Linked DNA regions of Homo sapiens: region 2 is linked to region 1. Evidence: read pairs that join two places in POLR2A ChIA-PET (ENCODE). Cell type or tissue: PC-9. All regions are shown on one strand. Each heading gives the region's core, and the rest is flanking DNA. Links, peaks and the distances in the headings are about the cores only. Region 1 overlaps TRIM44 (tripartite motif containing 44). Region 2 overlaps LDLRAD3 (low density lipoprotein receptor class A domain containing 3).

Region 1 (10,066 bases), core at 2,689-6,688:
GCATCTCACTGAAAAGCAGTGTATTCTCACTTTACAGCTGAAAAAAATGGCTGGTGAAAATCAAATGAACCCAAAGCTCAGAGCGCTTATACTCTTTCACTGGCATTTCACAGTAATACAATAACTAAAAGGTAGTGTATTCTCCTTCACAATGGACAAAAATGGCATTGTGGATGTCAAACAATGTCCCCAAAATCACAGAGCTGGTCAGTGACAAAACCAAGATCAGAAAGATCTAAATGAAAAAGATTTATAACATATACATGGTATCAAGAATACAGAAAAAACACATAAGGGATTTCTATACATCAGTAAGAAAAGGCCAAATAAACCCAACAGAAATCTCCAAAAAAAAATGAACAAACGAGACCCTGTCTTAAAAAAAATAGAAATGTGAAATGCAAACACATCAAAACATGCAAAAGATGCTCAGACTCACTCATGATTAAAATATAATTTCTTACCCATCAGCCTGAAATAAATTTTAATCTCATAACAGCAAGTGTTAGGCCCTGGGGAAATTGGGGACTTCCATATGTTGTTGATGGATATATAAAATAACTGCCACTCTGAAATCACATGCCTACCAATCCACTTCTCCTTTCCTCTTGAGGAAGACTAGCACCTGTGTCAAGGATGCATGTACAAAAGTATTTATTGCAGCACTGTTTGTAATACTAAAAATCTGTAAACACCCCAAGGATTCATAAATATTGGGTGGCTAAATAAACTGTGGAATTAACACACTGTGGAATACGACATAGCAAATAAAAAGAATGAGGTAGGTTGTATGTACCTGGATACAATGCATGACATATTGTTGAATTTAAAAAAAAAAACAAAACCTTGCAAAATGGTACATGTAACAGTTTTTTAAAAAATTATTACTTTCTATGAGTGACATAGGTATGTAGAATATTAGAAAAGCAATTATTGCTGGGACTGGTACTTAGGATAGAAGGATTTTAGAGTTAAATATATTCCTATTAATTGCATAATTAAGATTTAGCATACTAAAAAACAAACAAACAAAAAAAGGCAGGCAGTAAGGCAGGGAGAGAAGCAGAAGTTGACCAAGAGGGCCAAGGTCTCCTGCTTACAGTGCTTCTTCCCATGAATTTGCCTAAATGTAAATACTGGGGCCTTTTCCTTTGACAATGCAAACATATGGACCAGCAGATTCAAGAGAAGGTTCTTTACTTGATATTCATGTATGGATTTCAGGGGGTCTGAAATCCTCAAAACGATATAAAATTTGGGCTGTACATGACATTAGCTTTTCTCACATCCTCAAAAACAATTAACATTCCAAATGTAAAGAGCATTGCACAAAGAGAAAGGAGACCTAGGTTTTACTACTAGCACTGCCAGCAACTGCTTGTGTGAGCTTGGAAAAGTCATTTTACATCCCTGGGTTTCTGTTTTTCCATCTGTAAATGAGGAAGATGGACCAGATCAAAAGCTATATATCCACAGCCTGAGGCCTACAGAACTATTTTCTTTGGCTTTTAGAGTGTTGTCCCACACATCCACTAAGAGTTTTAAGTTAGTTGCTAGCATTTAAAAATGAGGACATATGACATAAAAATAAAGATTTCTAGCTTCTTTTGTAAATCCAAAGGGTATGACTGTAATGGGCTCCCATTCCCATATAGCAGAAATTGGCTGAAGCTGAGTAGCAACTACTCACTTTAGGCAAAGCAACCTCTCTCAAGTTTGCCAGTTACCTTGGCTTGCTTCTCTTCTTTACATTACCTTTCTGGTAGATATCTGAAGTTGCTATCCCTGGAAGCAATTCTAAATGTTTTCTACCTCTAATGTTCCTTGTGTTTGAACACCATGAAAATTGGGGTGCCTTTCTTCAAAGGAGTACATATTACCTGATACATTCAGATCCATCCACCCCAAAACACAGAAATAACATTTCATGCTAATGGAAACATGCCTTAAAAATGGGTAAAGGGTAGAAGCAAAAGTAGAATATGGCAGGTAGCAGTGGCATCAGAATAGGAAGAAGAATTCCTTGACAAGTGGTCTCTGCACTTTCATGGAAGTCAGTCTAGTCTAATGCCAATAACCAGCTAGGCACCCAAAAGAAAAGTCACGTGTCAGCAAAAATGTAAATATAAGCCACATAAATATCCTAAACTGGCTCCTGAATATTGAATTCTATTATTACAAAGAATCAATCAGAAGATGTTGAATTCAGAAAGAATACTAGCTATCTGTATTGGGGTGTTTTCCTCCCTATTCCATTGGCTTGTGTTGATATCATTCTTCTAAAAAAAAAAAAAAAATCAATCCAACTTAGTCATTTTACCAGAAGGTCTTGTCTGGGAGAAATTGTGGAAAAGGATCAGAAGATGGAATACAGAAGTCCTCCTTGGTCAGGCGCAGTGACTCATACCTGTAATCCCAGCACTTTGGGAGGCCAAAGTGGGTGGATCATTTGAGGCCAGGAGTTTGAGACCAGCCTGGCCAAGATGGAGAAACCCTATCTCTACTAAAAATACAAAAATAAGCCGGGCATGGCCTGTATTCCCAGCTACCTGGGTAGCTGAGACATGAGAATCACCTGAACCCAGGAGGTGGAGGTTGCAGTGGGCGGAGATCAACTGCCATCTATCCTGAGCAACAGAGTGAGACACTGTCTAAGAGAATGGGGAGGGGAGGGAGCGGGGAGAGGGGAGAGGGAGGGGAGAGGAAGTCCTCCTAAGGAATCAAATCAGAAAGCAAAGTTTTGTCAAAAGGAAATGAAATTAAATTTTAGTATCACCATCCCATGTACGAAAATTTTTACCACCTCCTTTATATTACTTCATTTTCTAACTCCAAACCCACTCCTACACTAGGCCATCACTTTTAGTTGTCAGACTCAAAGTCATTCTTGGGTCTGAAAAAAAATCCATCAGCAAGTCTTTTTAGGCCGAACTCTAAAATATATGCCATATCCAGTTGGCATGTATTCTTCACTATCGTATTGTCCACTATTCCCAACCTGGTACAAGCAGCAATACCGCTCCCACTCTTGCTACCCAACAGCCCATTCTCCACATAGGAACCAAAGAGAAGTTTTAAGAATATAAACCAGATCATTTACTCCCTTGCTTAAACAGTCTATGACTACTTAGAATAAAACCCAAAATCCTTACCACAGCCTACTTGGTAATCTGACCTCATCTACTAGTCAACCCCTACCCCACCACTACTGATTATACTCCAGCCATTCATTTTATCCCCTTAGTAAACTTGTTCTATCTCAGGGCTTTTACACTTGCTGTTCCCTTCAGTTGAACCACTATGTCCCTAGAGCTTCTCATCACTGGCTCTAACTACACCCAGGTCACTAGTTCAAAAAGTCCTCAGATCCTTAAAAAGCTTCCCTCTCATTCCCACATCCCAGTCACTCCCTATCTCCTTCCCCAGTTTGTTTATTCACAGTACTTATCATTATTTAAAATATCACTTATCATTTAACTTCCTTACTGTCTGTTTTGCTCAAAGATTATAAATTCCATGACTTAGAGTTGCTTCTTGTTGGTTCCCTACTGGCCAAAATACTCCACCTGGCAAATTTTAAGCCTTCAATAAATATTTGTTGAATGAATAAATAGACCAAAAGAAAAGAAATGCCACTAACTTCGAATAATATATAAAATTATCTTAAGAAATACTATACCTCAAAGAATTGTGGTAAACATTAAATGAAAGAATATGCAGAAAGTTTAGAGAAGCAGTACAAGCTAAGTTCTCAATAAATGTTAGTTATAATTTCTGTTGTTATTATTAATTAAATAACAATACATTGAGTGACTACTAAGTATCAGGTATTGACCTAGAGAAGTGCTGAATAGAACAAAATAAAAAAAATATTTTACTAATTAAAATTATATATAATATATAGAAAGAAGACCAAAGAGAAGGGGAAAATAGTTTTAGGATATTCAGAAAGTATTCATCTATTAAATGCCTTCATATAGAAAATAAACATAAGGATAATGTGTCAGTACAACTTAGATTAAATATGAGAGGGAGTAATCAAATTTGTAGAGGCAAAATGGAATGGTGGAAAGAATATGTACTTTGTCAGGCCTGGATTCAAATCCCAGTCCTTACGCTTGCTAGCTAAGTAACTGTCAGCAAAACTTAACCTCTTTTGAGTTTCCTCATACATAAAATGGAAAACATAACAACATAGCTAATTGTGGAATTTTATTAAGGATCAAATGAAACAATATATGAAAAGGACCTGGCCACAAACCACTCAATAAATGACAGCTATTTGTTATTTTTCTCATATCTCTGGAAATTCAAACAAAATTCAGCAACAGACAAAATTCAACAACAGTCTCAAAACAACAGTCTCAAAATTCAAAAACAGACAAAAACAGTCTCAAAATTCAACAACAGACAAAGGTTTCTAGACTCTTGGTTTTATAACCTCGGCCAAAGATTAGCATTTTCATTATTTATACACATGAAGTCAGAGTCTACCAATCAACACAGGTTAGAGCCTGCCAGGGTTCACACACACTCAAAATTCACAGAGGAAAATAGTATGGGTGCCTATATAAACTTAACCTTACATCTCTCCCCATGACTGCCTACTAGAAAGAAAATGAAGGCTATTTTCCAACCAGAAAGTAAAGAGTATCTTGTCCCCACCTCCCCTCTGCTTCTATAAAAACTTCCCACAGTTCAGAATGTAAAACAGAATCTAAAGAGGACAACCAGCAAGACTTGTGAACCTAAAATTAGACCTACCAGCTGTGTTTTGGTTAGCTAGTGCATAAGGCACCAGCAGGACACTGAAATATACAGAAGCCTCTTCTCCAAAGACAAGTTTTTCTCCAGCCTATCTACCCACCAGATTAGAGCAGGCAGAAGGAACAGAAGGAGAGGGGGATGAACAGTTTGCACCCAAGAAACTTGGTGTCCAGAGCTTCTACTGCTGCCAGACTAACTTGTCTGGAAAGGAACTCAGAATAGAACCTTAGATGGCTTTATAACAGTAATAAGAATAAGAGCAACCCATTGCTGAGGGCTTATGATATTCCAGGCACTGTGCTAAACTCTTTACATCTATGATCTTGTTTGTTCCTCATCATAACTCAATAAGGAGAAACAATTACTTAGCTCATGTTACAGAAGAAGAAACCAAGACTCAGAGGCTGAGTGAATTACTCAACATTATACAGCTAGTAGGTGGAAGAGCTAAGACTCAAAAACAGACTGCAAAGCCAACTGGGTCAAAGACTGTTTGGTCCTTCAATATTCTTCTCCCATTTTTCCTTAGTAAAAGAACCTCAGCTTTTAGCTGCACACGCTGTGGCCTGGAGAAATGACTGTTTCCCAGTCTCCCTTGCAACTAGATAAGGCCAGGGTATTGAGTTCTGGCCAATGAAACATAAGCAGCAATGTATATAACTTCTCGAGAGTTCCCTTTAAAATAGAGCAGTGTGCCCAGCCAGGTGCAGTGGCTCATGCCTGTAATCCCAGCACTTTGGGAGGCCGAGGTGGGTAGATCACGAAGTCAGGAGATCGAGACCATCCTGGCCAAAATAGTGAAACCCCGTCTCTACTAAAAATACAAAAATTAGCTTGGCAGGGTGGCAGGCGCCTGTAATTCCAGCCACTTGGGAGGCTGAGGCAGGAGAATCACTTGAACCCGGGAGGCGGAGGTTGCAGTGAGCCGACATCGTGCCACTCCGTCTCAAATGAACAAACAAACAAAAATAGAGGGGTGTGCCCTTCTTCACTTTTCTATGTCTGTCATTCTGGAACTTGGACCTCCAGCAGTCATCTTGGCCCATGACACAGTAAGGATGTCAGAATGGAGCTGAAAAGAGCCTAGATTTCTGGTAACTTCATGGTTCTGCCACGCCAACCTTAGACTGCCTACACCCAAAGTTATTTTATGTGACAGAGAAATAAACATCATGTGGGAGTGGTTATTTTGGATTTTTCCAAATTATTTCATTATTTTAGATGCAGTCAAATTAATCCCAATGTAAACACTGATCTACAACAACTATGCAATACTCTCTCAGTTCTTCATTAATGCCCTGGAACTAGACAAGATTATTACACTTCCTATCACATACTTCATGTTCATCTACCATCCAGCAGGCACTGTGCTAGGTGCTGGGAATACAAAGATGAATAACATATAGTTCTAGCCTTAAAGAATTTATAACCCACCAGGGAAAGACATGGAAAGAAATAACATGACATAGTACACAGTATTTAGTGCTACAATAAATGTTCACAGGCTGTTATAATGGGAACAAAAGGATACCTCAAAGCCTGTATCTACCTAGTAACACCCTACCCATCTTTCAAGGCCTACCTCAAAGACTCCTTCCTCTAAGAATCTATTCCTGGCTCCATGCCCTCCAGTGATATCAATTTCTCTTTTCTCTCCACTTCCATAGCATACTGTTTGTACCTTTTCTCTAATACACACAAATAAGCATGTGAAAAGATTCTCTTTCCTATTAGGCTGTAAGCTTCCTGAAGTTAGAAACTTTGCTTATTCTTCTTCGTATCCACCACACAGTTCACCATAATAAGTGCTCCAAAATTATTCAGATGAATAAAATTAGTTTAAGAAAATAAAATATCATTCTCTAAAATGAAAGCCAGCTATATGTTATAGTTTGGACATACTATAATGAATGTATTTGCTAATCTTCTTATTGATGTTAAAAACCAATTATTACCTTACCAAAAACTAACTAAACCCATCTGAAGTGGGTTTAATATATAAATGTTCAACAAAAATAATCTAGCACATTATAGTATACATCAAAGTCACTGCCCATAGAGTTATTTGCCGTAAATTGTGGATTGAGCCTTTGGTATATTTGGGAAATTTTGTTTGATTGGTTGGTTTTGGTTTTTTCATTCTTGATCAGTTTTCTGACATTTAAAAAGGGCATCAATATTGATTTTTTTTGCACCTGATGCAATGTTGACTTGATCCTATCATAGCGATATATACATACACGCAAACACATGTGCGCATGTGTACACACACACACACACACGCAAATTCTCTCTCTCTCCCACTCACACACACAAGATTCAACTCTCCCAGAGCCAGCCTTCTGCATTTCTTACCCCATTCTCATCTCTACTCCCCGTATCAAGACTAAAGCTTCTGTTTCATCCATTGTCTATAATACGTCTCCTATTCTGAAAGGTCCATGAGCATCTGTGTTCCTTACTGCCACCTAACAAGTTTAGCCCCTGGTTCTGAATATTAAAACAATAATAAGAACAGGAAACTCGGCTGGTCCTCTCAGACTGAACCATAACTTCAAGCAGAACACATACGAGGCACTGATACAGATGAATCTCTGGCTTCTCAGACTTGGGTTAGGTGCAAGCGGAGAGAAAAGGTGGGTATGTCAATGAACAGGCAGGCAGGGCAACCTCCCTGTCAAGAGTGGTGGTCAAGACAATGGTGACAGAGGCTCAAGAGTCCTTTATCACCAGAGGAGCCTAAGAATAAGCCTACTGCATCAGCAACCTTACCCAAAAAATCAATTGCCTAACAGCATAAAATGCCTATGAACTCATCCTATTTTGATTGAAAGGCCAGGAAAGAGAAAAAGAGGGCACCAGACTTCTAGGAGAGAGAATAGAGAAAGCCTGGACCTTTTCTCTCAAAAGTGGATTGTTCAGACCACTGGCTAAGCACTCTAGTTCTTTAATGAAGCTCCATCACCATCAATGTTAAATCCCCTGAAAAATCTAACTAATGTAAAATAATCTCATATTCCCTCCATAGAGCAGTATTTTCATCTATGCTAACAACACATTCAATTGCTAGAACAATGCCATTCTCTCATTTACAGAGCCAACTAACCCTTCTATAAGGAGTTGTTCATTTACACCAAACCAATTGTCTCTGCCATGAATAAAATCACTGGACTCTATACAGTAGCATCGAATGGTAACACAATAGGAAAATTTCCCTAGATCTTCACAGGATGTCATAATTCAGGTCTCTGCCCAATATCATATGCTCAGAGATGCCTTCTATAACACATCTTATCAAAAAGTAACCTATCCTGCCACACCAACTCATTCTTACATTACCATGATTTATTGTTTTCATTGCATATAACACCATCCAAAATTACTCTACTATTTCTTTCCCACTGTAGAGAGTGAATTCCAAAAAGCTAGAGCCCTATCTGTCTAGTTCACTGCATACTTCCAAGACTTTTTACAGGTTAAGAAAGTACATTTTGATTGGAAATCCCAGAACTGCAGGCCTCACATAAACTTTCTACAGAACTATGCAGGGTGGCTCCAACTAATGACAGCATGCCATCCCCTTTACCTTGGTCTTAGCGTTTGTCTTATTCTGTACAAATAAATAAGACACTGGTTGAACCACTATGTATGCCAGTGCTACAAACTCTAATTAGAAGGTGACCTATATCTCTTCAGCAAGAATAAAAAGTAAAAAATATAAATAGATACATTACAGCAAGCCTTCAACCTTCTGTCTCCCTGTCAGAGCTTCTTCTATGGGCTGAATGAAAAGCCAGATTCACTGACCACTATGGAATATACTACGGCATACCTCCAGCCCCTCGAGAATCACAGCTATATCCTCCCATTCACCCAGACACCAATGTTCCTCAGTCACTCCCCAAGCAGTTGTTCCGCTTATCACTTAACCAAACATTCTCCCCAAATATCCATCTTAAAAGCAAAGGGTGTGGCTTAAAACCCTTTTGATCTGTCTTTAGAAAAGCCATGTTAAGAACTCCACAAATGCTATATATTTACTGAATTCTGCCAACCACTTCTCCCTTTGCCACTTTGTAAGACTCTACCTTTTCTTCAGGTGATCTTGGGGTACACTAGACGAGTGGTTTTCAAACCACAGGACATGACACATTAGTGTGCCATGAAATCAGTTTAGTGGGAGTGTCTAGAATTTTTTTTAACAGAATAGAAGAGAAACAGAACATATCGTATGTAGTAAGGCAAATGGTGTTCCATTTGAGTTAAAAGGGTATGTGTAGTGGGTGGCTGTGTGTATAAAGGAGATCACAGTATAAAATATATTTCCTCTACTGTAGGTTGTGTTCAAAATAATTTTAAAAATTACTAGACTACTGAGTATATCTAAAGCACTTTTATTGTTCAACATAAAAATTCATTAAATGTATCTCTGAATGCAAATTCCCTTGACAATGTAAGAATTTTCATATGAATAAATCCATAAGCCAGATCAAGCTCTTTTGTCAGATCCAGTGACCCATTTTCGTAGATAGAAATTATGGTCAGAGTAAGAGAATCCCACATATCTGAGATGACAAGTCATGACTCAGGTAAGAAGTCATAAATTGGGCTGCATAACTATTTTTCTATGATAAAGCTAAAGACTAGGCTCAGTTCAAACTTCGACCCACAAAATCTTCTGGAGACCAAATGCCACAGACCAAAACTGCAATACAGCAATGTCCAGGAGAAAAGAAAGAACAGTACTTCAAGTGACTAAATGCTGATCTTACGCCTTCAAGATGTTCACTCAGTCCATTTGGCCTAGCAGGTTGTCTCCATCCCTAATCCCCTCTTGCTGTAGGATCACCCTGTTTTTCTGCTCATTCTGGCCTACTCTGAAGTTTGCTTTTTCTCTAAATGTCAGCAGACTTTGGCAAGAACTTGGCCTTCTATTGCCAATATCAGCCACTGACAGCCTGGTTAAACACTGAGGTATCAAAACATAAATTGTACAAATTCCTCTCAATTCTAAACTTGTATAATTAGCCTCCTTATATTAATAATAAAAAGAAGAGCTAACATTTAGTGAGCACTAACAATGTGTTAAGCATTGTTAAAGTCTCTTAATCACCCACAAAGTCATTTCATTCTCACAAAAGTTCTATTTTATTTCTTATCATTATGCCCATTTTAGAAATGCAGAAACAAGAACAAACTATAACATAACTTGCCTAAGGTCAAAAAATGGTAGAGCAAGGATATTTCCTGTCCCTCTCTAATCCTGTATTATGTTTTACTTTTCATTTATAATACTTAT
Region 2 (10,066 bases), core at 2,646-6,645, 340 kb before region 1:
CCTCCTTAAATCATTCCTAGATCTCTTTAATAGCAGCCAAACTATACACATGAACGAACCCTTCCAAACAACTATAAAGCTGTAAAGCAGGTCAAATGAGAAAGGCATATGGGACTCACCACTGGGCTTTGGGGGAGTTGCTTCACTTCCCTGAGCCTCAGTTTCCCCATGCATAAAGTAAGGCAGTAACAGACGACAATCAAATTCCCCCACTCATTCTTTGTTTCTGTGGACTCGTAATCGTCCCCATAGCAGGCAAACACACATCATCTGCCTGTCCTAGATAGAGTCTTCAGCATTTAAAAATAATAAGTGGGATTGACATAGAGCTCCTCCTCTGAGGGACTGAAAATATCCTTGAAAGGCAGGTACTGAAGATAGTTCCTCTTGTTTAATAGAGAGAGACTAAAACCCAGAGAGCAACCAGCTCATCAAAAGGCAGTGCTGGAGCTAGCCAGAGAATCCAAGTCTCCAGCTCCCAGATGAGACCCAATTCTGGCCTCTGCACTTTACAACTCTGACCTTCTCTACTCAGCTAGGAGACGGCTAGTCCCCATGGCCCCCTGCAACAGGAGAAAATAATCTCCAAAGGGACGGGAATCACACCTACCTCCCGTTCCCTATGGATTAAAGGGTCTCTCTGGTTCACTTCAATTATCCATAATCTTCCATCATGTCTCAGCAAATAAATGATTATTTGGCTTATCACTTCTGATTGGGAAAGCAACCCCGCCAGGGAGATCAAAAACGCCAGCCTGTTTCCGTCAAGCAAAGAGGGTGTGCATATTAACCAGTGAGTCTTTTTAAATTTTCTTAAGTAGCTTAATCCATTAAACTGGTCCATCCCGCTTCTACAATCTGCTCACACAGGCACACTCCCTCCTGAGCACGACGACAGGCCCTCCATCATGAGGAATTAGCTGACTTCTTGAGCAAATGATGTTTGTACATCTAGAAAGTGCCAGAGTTAAGCAGTGTTTACTGCTGGAGTCCCCACTTTAGTATGCATGTCTGAATGATCGCAGCTTTCAGACCTCCTGAGCAAGCAATTTACCTTTGCAAGAGACTATCAGGTTTGGTAAATCTGTTTTAAAGGGCTGAAACTGTGTAGACGAACCTGTTTGGGGTTTCCAGATTGCAAAGGGTAGCCTATGAAAAGGTAGCTTATGACCTTCCAGAAAACGAAGCAAGTTTAAAAATTAAAGATGGATTATAGAGCCCTTCTCATTTGAGTCAGCCCTGGAGCCCATACACTGAATTCTATTACCATTACTTTCCAAGCTCAGGGAATTACTTACCCACCCTGTGCCTCAGTTTCCTTATATATAAAACAGAGATTGACCAGATGCAAACTTGACAGTCTCCCTGGGTAATCAAAGGGCTGTTCTGTCCATCTTGGTATTGGAGCAAAGTAGTCACAGACCTGGAAACATTAGAATTCTCACTGTGTATCACTCACACAAGAAAACCTCTTAAAGAAAAAAAAAAATACTAAAATTCAGTAGAAGCTTCTGAATTTTTCACACATTTTATGACAGCATGCAAATAGTGGCCATAAGATTAACTAGGGCTCATTTCTTAAAGGTGTTATAATTCACGATTAAAGAATTACTATGATATAAAGACTAGATGTAATGTAGGTACATAACACGTCATTTCATAAGACAAAGCATTCTAATGTAGTTACATGATTAATAATTAGAGGAAGGGTGATCTGAAGTGTAAAAGGATCCACCCTGAACTGAATACAATAGAATCATACCAGGCGAGATGAAAGAACAGAAGGGAACTGTTTATTAGGAAACGATTTTTCAGTAAATTGAAATAACGTGCGCCACAGTGTGGGTCCAGTTCTTCAGGTGACTCCATTGCTCCCTGCTAACAGGGGCAGCTCAATATCAAGACACTGGAAGAAGTCAAAGGCCTGGTGAACGCTGAGACCATGATTAACCTTTAAATACGTTTGAGGCCAGGCACAGTGGCTCACGCCTGTAATCTCAGCACTTGCAGGGCTCAGGTAGGAGGATTACTTGAGCCTAGAAGTTCAAGATCAGCCTGGGGTATATAGTGAGACGTCATTTCTACCAAAAAAAGAAAGAATTAAAAATTAGCCAGGCATAGTGGCATGTGCCTGTAAGTCACAGCTACTCAGGAGGCTGAGGTGGGAGGATCACTTGAGCCCGGCAGGCAGAGGTTGCAGTGAGCCAAGATCACGCCACTGCACTCCAGCCTGGGAGACAGAGCCAGACCCCCTCTAAAAGAAAACAAGGTTTAAACCCTACAGTCTGCATATTCTTCAATCCCTTGCCATCTGTCCGGTTCCCACCACCATCACTCTCTCCTGAATCTGTCTTCACAAAGTCACCAGGGGGCCTCCCAATCATTGAATTCAAACGTTAATTTTCCATCTCTTCCTTAGGCACAATTCTGCTGCTTTGGATCAGCTAGATCATTCCCTCCTTCTGAAACTCCATTCCCTTGGCCACCCTCACACCATATTCTTCTCTTCCTCTGCCTCCCGTTAACACACACCTGGCTCTCTGATCATTCCTTCTCAGTCATCTCGGAAGCTCCTTTCCCTCCTTTAACAGCCTTCAGAGTTTTGCTCCCAACTGCTTAAACAAGCGATATCTTCCCTAGTTAAGTCATTTTGTCCACTATTAGTTGGACCTTCACGGTGATAACTTCCAAACCAACACCGCCAATTCAGTTCTCTTCCCTTCAACGACATCCTCCATCCACCCTTGGCTTCACATTTCCACCCCGTATTGCCAAAGATACTTCCATCCCTGGCACAAGCTCAGCATGTCCAAAACAGAATGTTGGGGTTTTCTTCTAAAGCTGCTCCTCCTGCATCATGCGCCATCTCAGCTGGTAGAACCACCAACCATCCCTCTCCCTCACCCCCACCGCCATCAACCAACTGATGCTTTCATTAATATGTCCCATCCCTGTCACTCACAACCCTAGTCCAAATGCTTCTCTTACCTCTTTGGCACTAATGGCTTCCTTACTGGCTTTCCTGGCTCCAGTCTTGGCTTCTAAAAGCATCCTTCACACAGCTGTAGAACAAATCTGACCACGTCACATGCTGTTTCAAATCCCCATTCCACAGCGGGTAAAACTCAAGGTCCCTGGGTCAGCAGAGGTGCCCTGGGTATCCTGGCCAGCCCACCTCTCCAGGGGTTTTCTCCCTAGTCCCCCAAGACAATGTACAAGCCCCCACTCAGACCTCTCAACATAACTTATGCAAACCTCTATCTCTTCATTTACCATAATGCTCCACAAATTTCTGTTGGGTGCCTTTCTTCCCCCGACAACTCATGAACAACTTTTAAACTACAGGAGGGAATGTGTTCTAATGTAGCCCAGAGCCCACAACAGAGTGTCTATCGAAATGGAGAGAGAAAAAGAAGGAGGGAAAAATGGACAGTTGCTTCCCTGTGCTAAAATACTATAAACATTTTGTGGATTATTCCTTCAAATTAGGATTATTCCTCCATCTTGTGGACAGTCCCTATTTGCATGCATTTTAAGATTACAGAACTAAAACATGTCTCTTCACGCTCAGATAATAACTTGCTTATTTTAAAAGGTAGGAGCGGGCATAGGAACCAAAAATTCATGTTTTTATTCATATTATTTTTTATTCATATTATTATTTTCTTTCCTGAGAAGGCTATGGACCCTAGGATTTTCTGTGAGGCAACCTTTACCTCCAGATTAGCTTGAGTGTAAACCAGTAATTCTTCATGGCTCAAAGTAAAAATTCAAATGTAGTCCAGTCCTTCATACTGCAACTTTGGCAGGTAAAAGCTTGCCTCCAGAACTCCGGGGCACAAGGACTTTGCATGTGATAACATGTGCTGTCAGCATCATCTGACACAGCTGCCCATAGACAAACCCAGCATTCTGTGATGACCCATGCCCACAGAGCCAGCTCACAGGGAATCAAGGTCAGACACATGTTAAAGGGGAAGAGAGCCAGGCCCAAGTGCATCCAGCAGGTGACAACGCCTCTCTGAGTCAGCCCTCTGTTTCTGCTCTGCACTGGGTGGCAGACCGCCTCTCAGTCACGCCTCCAGTCCTCCATCCACAGAGAGGTTGATTCACCTTCTCCCCATGGTGAATCCCAAACCATTAGCACCCTAACTTTGGCCTTTGTTTCTTTCTGTATCCAGGGAATAGTGACAGCTGCAACACAGTGTGATGGGCTACTGTGCTCTGGGACTCTCACCCAGAGCAGGCAAAGGCACAAGCCCTTTACTACTGGAGAGGTAAGGGTGAGCTGGCAGGAATGAAGGAGCCTAAAGGGGTTCAGTCGAAAGCTTGCCTCTGTTATCAACGGCCACTGAAGTGCTGGGACCCAGGCCCTTGGCCACCCCATTCCTGGAAGCTCTGGTGTCCTATGAACAATGAGGCCAGGTTATCTACCTATATGGAAGGTGGCAGCTCTCCACATGACCTGGATGTGAAGAGAGGAATAATGGCTCCACACGAAGCAAGACTGACATAGGAAATGCCAGCAGAATAAAGAAACATAATGAACCAGAGTGCCAGCACATCTCCAGAGACTCTCCCTGTCTCTCCTTTTGTCAATCAAGTGCCTTTATGCTAACAACATGAGAGACCATGGTTTTTAAGAGACACGGGGCAAGAGATTCAGCTTTGCACTGAACACCCGCGATAATCAGCTCCAACAGGCTCCAACCCCTGCCTGGCATGGCTCACTTTCCAGCTCAGATCACAATCTACCCCGTGCTGCACAAATGATAATGCATTTACAGACAGCCGGACTCTCCAGCCAGGAGGAAAAATTTCACCTAATTAAATAAAAACAAAGCAGAAAACCAAAGCCTTCAATGCCAGAAAGAAGAAGTACTTGGTCTTTTATAGAGTTTTATAGCCAGAAATGCCCATCGAGATTTTTTTTTCTAAATGTGTGTTTTAAAACAATCCTCTATGTCCCTAATTGGAACTCCTTAAGAGAACTGCAAACAAACCAAGAAAAAAATGAATAAAGAAAACGAACAAGCATGGCACAAAAAATAAACATGGCTAATAAATGAAAAGATGCACAGCCTCACTAGCAGGTAAACAAATGCACGTGAAATGCCATTGTTTAGAACAATGCGACTGGCAAAAGTTGAAAAGATGAGTACTCTTGAGGGTTGGCAGGGTGAGGAAACTGGCACCCTCAGACCCTACTGGTGGGAGTATAAATTGGTACCATCTCTCTAGGGCCATTTGACAGCACCTGGCACAATTTATAATGAGCTTACCTTTGGACCCACTGATTGTATTTCTAGGAATCTAGCCTTAGAAATATATAAATGCAGGGAGAAACACATAAAAGGCTGGGTTTTTTTTATTTATAGCATCACTTGTAAAAGTCCAAAACTTTAAAGAACTCAAGTGTCTATAAGAGGAGATAGGTAAATGAAAGGGATCTTCAAAGTTTGTGAAAATGCATATTATGAAAAAATTATGCATGGATTTTAAAATTTTTCTGTACCCAAATAAACTCATACTAACTTGTTATAACATGTCTGAACAGGATCGAGCTTGAGGAACTAAGAAGGATAAGACATCAGTTTGAAAAAAGCCCCTATTGGAGCAACATGAATTCTGCTAAAACTGAAGCAAGAACAAACATCAAATTTATGATGAAGCTTGGGTGAAGGGATGATGAAATCACTGATGCTTTACAAAAAGTTTATGGGAACAATGCCCCCTGCCAAAATCAGCAGTTTACAAACACCTAACTCATTTTAAGACGGGGCAAGACAGTGTTGAAGATGAAGCCTGCAGCCGCAGACCATCCACATCAACTTTTGAGGAAAAAATTAATCTCGTTTGTGCCCTAATTAAACAGGATCCATGATAAACAACAGAAATAATAACCCACAGACATCTCAACTGGTTCAGCTTACACAATTCTGACTGAAAAACTGAAGTTTCTACCTGATGAATGCCAAAACTGGTGCACCCAGAACAGCTACACAGTAGAACAGAGCTTTCAATGGAAATTTTAAACAAGCGGGACCAAGATCCTGAAGCATATCTTTGAAGAACTGTATTAAATGAAACATGGGCCAGATGTAGTGGCTCATGCCTATAATTCCAGCACTGTGGGAGGCCAAGCGGGTGGATCACTTGAGGTCGGGAGTTGGAGACCAGCCTGGCCAACATGGTGAAACCCCGTCTCTACTAAAAATACAGTCATGGGGCATGGGGGTGCACGACTGTAATCCCAGCTACTCGGGAGGCTGAGGCACTCGAATTGCTTGAATCTGGGAGGTGGAGGTTGCAGTGAGCCAAGATCACGCCAATGCACTCCAGCCTGGAGAACAGAGCGAGACTCAAAAAAAAAAAAAAAAAGATGATAAAATATGGCTTAATCAGTACAATCATGAAGAAAAAGCACAATCAAAGCAATGGCTACCAAGAGGTGAAAGTAGTCCAGTCACAGCGAAAGTTGACCAGTCAAGAGTAAAGGTCATGGCAACAGTTTTTTGGGATACTTGAGAGCTATTTTGCTTGTTAGCTTTCTGGAAGGCCAAAGAACAATAATGTCTGCTTATTATGAGAGGTTTTGAGAAAGTTAGCCAAAGCTTTGGCAGAAAAATGCCCCAGAAAGCTTCACCAGAGAGTCTTCCTCTATCCTAGTAATGCTCCTGCTCAATTCAACTCATCCAACAGGGCAATTTTTTGAGAATTTCAATGGGAAGCCATGAGGCAGCCTCCTTACAGTCTTGGCTTCTGATTTTGTTCCCTAATCCTAAAAATCTTTCAAAGGCAAATGTTTTTCTTCAGTTAATAATGTAAAAAACACATTGACATGGTTAAATTCCCAGAACCCTCAGTTCTTTAGGGATGGACTAAATGGTTGGTATCATCGCTTACCAAAGTGCCTTGAACTTGATGAAGCTTATGTTGAGGAGTAAAGTTTATATTTTTATCTTTTAATTATGTCTTTCCACAAACTTTCTGAGGTCCCCTCCTATGATGCAATATAGCCATAGTACCACATCAGCCTTTAAAAAGAATTCAGGAGTTAGAACGTACTGACACGGAAGAATAGCCACAATAGAGTCAGAAGGGAAAGAGCAAGTTGGAAAACAATATGTATAGCAGAATCCCATGTTTGTTCATCGCTAGAGATGTAGATGTATAGTGTACTGGTATTTACATTTATATCTGCACAATCTTAGAACACACACTCTGCAGGGAAGGAACTGAGAGGTCCTTTTAGAATGTGGGTATATTTTCTATTGGCATCTTTTCTTCAGAACCAATTGCTTAAAGTGTCACCATAGTAAATATGCCTGGAGAACTTACGAAAGCGGCCAAGATGATTTAGGGGAGAGGTGGCATAGCGCTGCTCATTGTAAAAATACATACACACAGAGAAAGATTTGTTCCTTTAACATTAAGAAACAAAACCCAAAAGGAAACAGTCATCTTACTCACCAAATTACAAAATATTTTCATGAAGCATTCCTTAAAGCACAAGAGAAGTAAGTTTGGGATAAGAGTACTTGATACAGTCAGAAACTAATAGTCCCAAATGTTGGCTCAAACTAAAAAGAAAAACTGAACAAGGAATCACTTGGAGAAACCTGTGGGTGACTGCTTATTAATGAGTTAGCATAGAAAATGACCCAAGGGCTATGTTTCCTTTTATTCCCTTTTAGAACACAAGTGTATTCTATAAAAGCTCTTATGAGCCACCTTCCACAGCCACACTTCTCCCCTCCCTTCTGGCCAGCCCCACTCCCCACAAGAGGCCCACACCTCAGTTGCCTGGGTGGGATGCCTCTGACTCTGATTAAGGGATGTAAACGTCATTCGTCCTCTGCGGGGAATGTGGCAGGTCTCTCCAAATCTCACTTGCCCTCCCTGTGAGCTCACACTTACAGCCTGCTCTGGACTCCTATTTCCATGCTACTGGGTCTTCCAGGTGGCATCAGGCCACGATTTCTGCTGGAAAACAGACGAGCTCATTCAAGGGCGCCTGGAACAAGAGTGCTGGAGTCTGGAGCCCAAGGCTTGTGGGAGGTCGGGTCGCCAAGGTTTTGGAGTTGTCCTTGCAACCCAAGTGGGTGGAGGGTTATCCTACAACCCACCTCCTGGAAGATGAGGTGGAAACTAGATCTTTTTAACGTGGAGTAAAAGGAGCCAGACATTCTTGCCAGTTCAAAAACAGAAGAAAGGAATCTGTGATGTTGGAAGTCAGAACAGTGGCGGGGGGCAGGGGGAGGATGGAGTGGGGGCACCACCGGGGCTCTGGGGTTGGCAATGCTGTACTTCTTGAGCTAAGCCCTGGTTCCCCAGGTGTGTTTACTTCATGGAAATTCATAGAGCTCCCCAGTTAACATCTGCGCGCTCTTCGGTATGTGCGTTAAGTTTCTATAAAAAGTTTACTTAAATAAAAAGTAAAAAACATGTTTTTGAACAGCACAGCTGGCTTATAGACACCATTCCTCTCCTTTCTTCCTTCTACAGCCTGAGCAACCAGCAACCTCACTATCAAGTCCAAGAGTTCACAATGCAATGACAAGGGGTGGGGACGGGGACAGGCAATGGGGGCAGGGGGCGGGGGGGGGGAATGGCATGTCCCGGATTTATTTTTAATTGATTCACTCATTTTCTCTGAATACTCAAAACAGCCCCACTCCTTTTCTGCAATGCCCAAAATGGCACGAGCCACACCCTGATAAACCCCAAGCATGCAAACTTCTCAGACCTGGCGCAAGGCTCTGCGGTGGCATCTACTGAAGCTCGGCTTAACAGCCAGACTCTGGGATGCATGCAGAAAAGTCTACATGGCTGCTGTCGCTTCAGTTCCAAAATGAATCTGAACAGGGAGTAGGGGACTGCCCTGGAAGCCAATTCCAGCTCCAGTTACAATCCAACTCACTTTCCAAACTCTTCTGGGATTATTCTTGGTTATCAGGAATCCTAGGGGGTTCTTCACTGAACTTTTCCACATGGTTCGTCTGGGGGCTCCCCCCTTCTTTTGTTTAAACATTTTTTATTTGTCTTTGGCAAAAAATAAAATAAAAATAAATCATAAAGTTTATAGCAAGCTATACAGAGAGAAAAGCCATCCAGAATAATTTATGTTTGATGAGTCTACAGATTAGACAACTGAATGCTGATTTCTGCCTGCAGCCAAGGGAGATGTCTGAACCTGGCTTTCTTCCTCTTTTCTGCCGTAATAATTCTTTCAAAAAGGCACTGCCCTGTCATCACCACTGCCCAGATAGATGTTCAGGAAGGAGTCTGAACCCTGGGAGAGGAAGGCTGATTTCACCTCGCCAGCAAAGTTTCTGCCACCTCCCCATGGCAGGCGGGAAAGGAGGGAGCAGGTGTGATGGGCCACCCAGCCAAGGGGAGTTGTGACTTTAAGAGCACTCCAGGCGTTACCATCACTGCAGGTACCATGCACATCCCATACTGCACCCTTCCAGCCGCTTCCATTCCTTGGGCACAACAGAAGTTATCATTTCCCATAATGGTGTTACACAGCATTTTCATTAAAGCCTAGGCTGGTAATACCATTCCTTTGTATTTAGTACACAGCTCCATGCCGGTCATGCACCCCTCTCTCTGTCTATCTGTCTGTCTCTCTTTCTCAGATCAGCTTCTTGTGTTCCCACAAAACAGCTTCTGTTCAAACTTCTGCCCAGAGCAACTCCATCTCCAGACACCTCTCCAACCCCAGTAAAAATCCCAAACTTGTGTAAACACGCAAAGGTCTGCTCAAAGCTCAGCCTCCAAGAACAGGGAGGCGTGGAAGGAACACCTCAGCACACACTTGCCAGGCCCAAGAATCACAGGCCCACAGTTCAGCAACAGGACACACAACCAAAAACCACAGGAGGAAAGGTTTCAAAAGAAAGAACCAACTGAAGACTTTTTTACAAAGTATCTTTTTGAGGAAAAAAAAGGGGGTGTGCCTGCAAAGCCTGCCTTACCTTAGCTCTCCACCAATGTCTTCCTGATCCTAGCGGACAACACTTATCTATGGGGCAGCAGCAAAACTGGTGGATGGGAGGCA

What was found. Peaks named below come from ENCODE experiments on the same cell type or tissue, not always from the same donor. Only the 100,000 strongest peaks of a DNase experiment are listed, where the experiment ranks them.
Region 2: POLR2A ChIA-PET joins it to region 1 with 8 read pairs; 2 of 35 experiments call an interaction of 5 or more read pairs at or near these places.

Annotation. Positions count from the first base shown.
Region 1 is chr11:35,671,219-35,681,284 of GRCh38, reverse strand. All of the region lies in intron 1 of TRIM44 (tripartite motif containing 44), which reads right to left. Among named protein-coding and RNA genes, the nearest start is that of TRIM44, 13 kb to the right of the region's middle. In PC-9, for the core only: no CTCF peak of the experiment used is centred there; a DNase peak (open chromatin) is centred at 5,164; H3K27ac peaks cover 628 bases.
Region 2 is chr11:36,013,851-36,023,916 of GRCh38, reverse strand. All of the region lies in intron 1 of LDLRAD3 (low density lipoprotein receptor class A domain containing 3), which reads right to left. Among named protein-coding and RNA genes, the nearest start is that of MIR3973, 8.8 kb to the right of the region's middle. RefSeq lists an enhancer at 4,949-6,148. In PC-9, for the core only: no CTCF peak of the experiment used is centred there; no DNase peak of the experiment used is centred there.